Regions from separate parts of the Homo sapiens genome. Here region 2 is linked to region 1. The links are chromatin loops, found by intact Hi-C in ENCODE. Cell type or tissue: mucosa of descending colon. All regions are shown on one strand. Each heading gives the region's core, and the rest is flanking DNA. Links, peaks and the distances in the headings are about the cores only. Region 1 overlaps PARP16 (poly(ADP-ribose) polymerase family member 16). Region 2 overlaps CILP (cartilage intermediate layer protein).

Region 1 (2,911 bases), core at 260-2,759:
GCACTCACAAAGGCAACTTAAATCATTAAGAAAATATCTTTATTTATTCTGAAATGTTCCAATAATCAATGTAAAAACTGTGGTAGTGGCTCTTTCACAACTTTACAAATTATAGAAAAATGATTTTTCCTCTTCTTTACAGAAATGTCACTCCCAAATCGTACCGGGCCCTATTATGGCTAAAACCCAGCAGGAAGAAGGGAGCAGAGAATACAGCAAGCAGGGCTCCGGCTCTCTGGGTGGCCAGAAGGCTTTTCCTACACATTAAAGCCCAGGCTGAGTCTCAAAGACCTGTGACCCCTCTGAAGGAGGCTCCATCCACATGGATCTGTGGCACACTGGGGCAGGCCTCTGTCTTGAAGGCCAGTAGGCCACAGAAGACCTGAAAGCATGGCACTCGTGGTTGCAGGCCACAGTCAAGGCAGCTTTGTGAGAATGAGAACAGGAGGCGAGCCTATAGCTCAAATCCCTTTCTCTAAAACACAGCCAGAAAAGAGGCTGTGGACACTGGCCAAACAGTGCACTAGGTTTAGAAATTTCCCCTTTTACTCAGCAAAGACTAATTTGTTAAACAGCTATTAAAAAAAAATCAGAAAACAAACATTTGGTTCCATTTCAGCTGTAATCAGCAGTTGGTAATTTTTGGAAAAAGAGCAGTTTTCTCATCTTGAGTTGCTCATTAAGTCTGTATTTTTTATCAGGCCCCTGACTCCTTTCTTTCTCATCCATGGTTTTTTGGGGAGGGGGGCAAGTACAGCTATAGGAGAAGGCTGTTTGTTGATTTGAGAAAACTGTTAAAATGTTTTGCACTCACATACAAAGGCTGATGGAATTCAAAAATGATCCCACTGATTTTTATGAGAAACATGACTGTTCCTCTTGGGTGTCTCAAGTCAAAACAAGGCAACCGCCTAGTGATTTATAGTTCCCACATTTTCCGCCTTCCAGAAGGCATTAGAGAAAGGGCCAACCTCTGCCAGGAGAGATTGTAAACACACCACTGACAGCTTGGACACTTTGTTTTTAAATGCAGCAGGGCTTTTTCCTTTGGCCCTGGCTGAAAAGCCAACTCCCTAGGACAGTTTAAGAAGGAGCAGATGGAAGGACTCCCCTAAAACCTAAGAGTGAGGGACTAGTAGTCCCCGTTGACTGGAGTATGGCTGGGAACATCATCAAAGGCAATGGATACATTTAGGCCATATGAAAATTGTCCTGTGGTCCCCCAACTGGCCCCTAGGCTCAACCTGGCTGGACATGAGGCATAGGAGGTACAGAACAAGTTACCATAAGGCACATAGTTGAGGTAGCCCCCACACCAGGCCCAGAAAGATTATCTTTTCGCACGATTCCAAAAGTGTTGGAAAGCAGAGGAGTTGATGACACTCACTATGAGCAGCAGCAGCAGATACAGGGATATCATGACGGTAAACCAATGGCTGGAAAACCAGGAGAGCTGGCTCGAAGCCCTGCTTAAGAGGGAAAAAAGAGTGGTGTTGGCAAAAAGAGAAAAACATTTTTTTTAAGTGTGTACAACAAGTCTGGCTCTAAGAAGACAAAATGATGAATTTCATCCTTTGCCTGAGCCATGAAATGAAGCTTCGTGCTTCCTTGCTCAAGAAACCTGGGGCTGTTTGCCCAGGCACTGACACGCCTTTCAACAGGATATTTTCTAAATGCGCAAAGACAGCTATGCAATGAGCTCATCCTGATCTTCCCTTTTGTAGCTCCTCTTTTACCATTTACAACCCATCTTGGTATCTATAACAATGACCTAGCTCAGGGTGTCTGCCCAGATGGTGGCAGGTGGCAGGTAATTTAGCTGAAGTCTTTTCACTTTTAGACACATGCAGATATAAATCCAAGCTGGGGAAATCCTCTTTGGCCCACTAGGAGATGATCTAAACCACCCAAGTGTGCACTAAAGAGATGCTCCAGGGAGAAGTGGGAAAGGAATGGAATTTTCAAGGATAAAAAGTTAGATGATTTTAAACCAAAGCATAATGTCACCTGGACCCAGGCACCCTATATACATTTCCCAAATTTGGACAGGGGTCGGGAGGAGACTTTACTGGTTTATGAAGTCTGGAAGCATGGAAACCACTGGTGTGTACAAGCAGGAGTGGGGATTATTTAAAGTGACCCCTTTTCCTGTCATATCTACTTACCTGCTGCTGGCCCCTGCAAGAAGCACCATCATGGATTCCAACAATGCAACAAAATCTCAAGAGTGGCCCCCAACGCTGGTGAGCCCCACACTTACTCCCACACTGCAGAGATGGAACTAGGCATCCACCAAAGCTGATAAGGTCTGAAGGCCCACATCTGCTATTGAGTTCAAGGCCCTCATTTTAGAGATAAAGATGAAGCATCTCAGGTCCAGAGAGGGGCAGTCAGTGGTTCAGCAGCCACTGTGGGAAGCTACTGAGCCAGCCTGTGCACAATCACAACCGGTGTCCAGTCACTGCCCTGCCTCTCAGCTTAACCTCATCGGTGGGTCTCAGACTGCAATCATGGGCCTAATGGCTAAGGGGCCACACTGTTTGCGGCAGCCAATTTGGACTCAGTCAGTCTCTCATGCTATTTGTGTTTACCAATCTTTCTCTCTTCTCACTGGAATACAGTCCTCTTAGGGTCGGGACCACATCTTCTCCAGATCCTATCTCTCACTTCTCACCGTGTCCAGCATGGTGCTTTACATACTTGACATCTAGCGGAGGTCTAAGGCTGGGGGAGGGGAGGCTGATACCTACAACAACTAAGAAAGCCAGCACTCTGAATACAGCCATTAGTTGTTCTCTTGGACCTTACCTCTTGGGTGGCTTCTGTGAATACACCAGGAGGTACTTCACTCGCAGCAGCTGGTTATTGGTGACCACGAAGTACTTGGGAGGGATGTCTCCCCCTTCACTAT
Region 2 (2,911 bases), core at 117-2,616, 65 kb before region 1:
AATTGAGAGAACCAAAGCCACCGAGCATGAGAGAAGACAAGTTAATTGAAACCAGAAAGAGTGATTACCTGGATTCTGATGGCTCTGCAATTCTTGGTTCCAGTCCTTCCTGAGGTTACCTGGCACCCCTGTTACTTGTAATCAAAAGACTGCCAGTGCACAGTCCCACCTCTATTCTTTGGCTCTAGCCAACACCTTTACCTGAAACCCCATCTACCTCTAATTTTGCTTAAGTCCTCTCAATCCTTCCAGACTCTGTTCTTGTCCCAACATCTTGGTGACATTTTTCTCTTATCACGTCAGCTGCTAGAACTCTTTGAACTTGAGAGAACATTGTTTGAAAACTCCCTTGTTTGTAAGCAGAAGCAACCTGATCTGCCCATCTACCTGCCTGTTCCCCTCCTCCATGCCATATGGTACCGACCTTCACAGAATTCGCACTCAGTAACTGGGTGATCAGAAGGCTGAGACTGAAACGCTAGGGCTTTCCTGAGATGAGCATTTTGTCCATCCAGTGTGCAGTCTCCACAGGGGAACAACCGACAAATCAGCAGTGGTTTAATGAACTGAAAGCATCCTGGGAATGGTGCTATTAGCCTCACTGAAAATCATGAAAAGGGCTTTAGAAATCCTTCATTTATAGGTGAGTAAATTGAGGTCCAGGGGAAAGTTATGCAGCTAGCAAGGAGCACATTTGATTTTGGAGGCAAGACTCTTAGGAATTAAGTATCATGAGTTCAACTCAAGAATGCTGGCTAGGCCTGGCGGCAGTTCACACCTGTAATCCCAGCGCTTTGGGAGGCTGAGGTGGGTGGATCACCTGAGGTCAGGGGTTCAAGACCAGCCTGGCCAACATGGTGAAACCCTGTCTCTACTAAAAATACAAAAATTAGCTGGGCATGGAGGTGCACACCTGTAATCCCAGCTACTCGGGAGGCTGAGGCAGGAGAATCGCTGGAACCCCGGGGGCAGAGGTTGCAGTGAGCCAAGATCGCACCACTGCACTCCAGCCTAGGCGAAAGAGCAAAACTGCGTCTCAAAAAAAAAAAAAAAAGTGTTTCCTTGTCTGAAAGAGAGGTATCTGCCTGCAAGCCCCACCCAGCCTGCAGTCCCTGGTTTTGCACATCTGTTTCTGCTTGTGCCTCTCGTTCCTGACAGCCATACCATTAGCAGGCCACCTCCTAGCTATCATTCAGACCTCAAATTAGATGTCACCTTTTCTAAGAAGACTTCTTTGACCACTACTTCCTCAAAGTCTGATGCCATGACATGTAGTATGTTTTGTACTATCTCATAAAAGCTTGTCTACTTGCATACATGGTTTGGCACTCAATAAATGTTTGGCGAGTGAAGGAAAAAGTCAGGCATCAGATGCTGTGTGCTGGAGTCCATTTATTCAGGCCCTCAATTGAGAACAGCAAGGAAAGTGCCCTAGAGTGGGGAACCAGTCAGCCCACCTTCCCCAGCAACCCACCCCCCCCCGACCCTCCCCCTCCCCCCGTGAGTTTGAAGTGAACTGGTGGTCAGGTTGAAGCAGCAGGCACTCTGGCTCCTGAAGTGGCTGGGGCGATGGTGCTGCAGATAGCTGTGCACTCACAACAGGGGCAGTCAAGCCTCCCCAAGCAGTCAGTGAGAGCTGCTTCCTGGGAGCAGTGGGACAGATGTGGAGTCTGGAAGTGGGTCAAGTTGCAATCACAAGACCACTAGTCCTCACTCCTGCAGATGCTTGCTTTTTCTATGGTTATTGTGATGTGCTCAGCTAGAGAAATTTCTAATTGCTTACAAACCAAATTCCCAGGAGCCGGGCAGATGGTGATCCAAGAGTACAAATCCAGCCCAGGCCAGAGATGGGTAAAGGAGCTGCACTAGGCTGGCCAGGGCATCAGGGAAAGCTTTTTGTCCTGATTGTAAACAGTGTCCTCTCTTCTCCCAAACCCTTTGGACTCTTGCCTGACAGATTCTGGAGGGGTTGGGATAGGGGCAGTGAGTGCATCCTATCCAACCCCACACCCCACTACCCTGACTGTAATGCCGCTGAGATCGCTCTGGCACCACCTATGGGCCTCTGATTTACTATTTTAAACCAAATACCTTTTCCAAAACCAAAACTCTGCCCGTTTGGACCAATTGTTTTGCTCCAGGGACAGGGTCTGTAACACACAACAGAGATCTGGTGTCTGGAAAAGTTGAACATCTTTAGAAGAGCATAAAGAAAAAAGTAAAAGCCCATTTCTGAGTGAGGCCGGCCAGCCCAGCTGGAGAAGGCAACAGGCTGTTGGGAGAGCCAAAGGACCACTTGGCCAGCTTGTCAGACCCTGGGCCAAGCCATTGTATAAGCTCCAAAGTATTGGAAAGAAGGAAAGAAAAAAATCGGGACGTGTTTTTAGTCTTGCTCAGGAGCCCAGAACATGCTCACAACTCCAGGAATCTGCTCTTTTCTGCAAACGGAAAATGTGATCCATGAGAACAAATTTGACTGCTGGAGTGTGTGCCTATGTTGCCCTGCCCTGTAACTTAGGGGGCGAGGACTTACACCACCTGTGACTGCTTTCCAGAGTCCCCTGTACTCCTCTGAGAAGCTGGCTCACTTTAATAGTTAAGACAGGACAGTGGCCTCAGAATCGAAATACAGAGTATGCATTTATTGACATCTGCCCTGGGCTACACTGGGTTTCTAGCAAGAACAGAAGCGAATGCAAAGGGAAATGTACAAATACAGTTAGCAACCTGGTGTAATTGTGGATACCAGGAGATGTTCTTTCCAGACTTGGTAGAGGAACTATGATCACCCTATATTTAATAGCTTAACTTTGAATGTGCACTAGAATTCCAAATTTAGCAAAGAAATAAATAAGTTATTTACATTTCAAGTAAAAGTATTGTGTTTTATTTCTTTATTTCACCACCATTT

What was found. Hi-C counts contacts between places; a loop is a spot of excess contacts. Peaks named below come from ENCODE experiments on the same cell type or tissue, not always from the same donor. Only the 100,000 strongest peaks of a DNase experiment are listed, where the experiment ranks them.
Region 2: it touches region 1 in a loop (3.0-fold over the local background); 12 of 110 quality-filtered maps call a loop at or near these places.

The regions. Positions count from the first base shown.
Region 1 is chr15:65,258,077-65,260,987 of GRCh38, forward strand. It overlaps PARP16 (poly(ADP-ribose) polymerase family member 16), which reads right to left. Exons shown (of 6, transcript NM_001316943.2): 5 at 2,809-2,911; 6 at 23-1,466. The coding sequence ends at 1,331. Among named protein-coding and RNA genes, the nearest start is that of SNORA24B, 26 kb to the right of the region's middle. In mucosa of descending colon, for the core only: no CTCF peak of the experiment used is centred there; a DNase peak (open chromatin) is centred at 1,628.
Region 2 is chr15:65,193,385-65,196,295 of GRCh38, forward strand. CILP (cartilage intermediate layer protein) reads right to left here. Exons shown (of 9, transcript NM_003613.4): 9 at 1,376-2,911. Among named protein-coding and RNA genes, the nearest start is that of CLPX, 9.5 kb to the left of the region's middle. In mucosa of descending colon, for the core only: no CTCF peak of the experiment used is centred there; no DNase peak of the experiment used is centred there.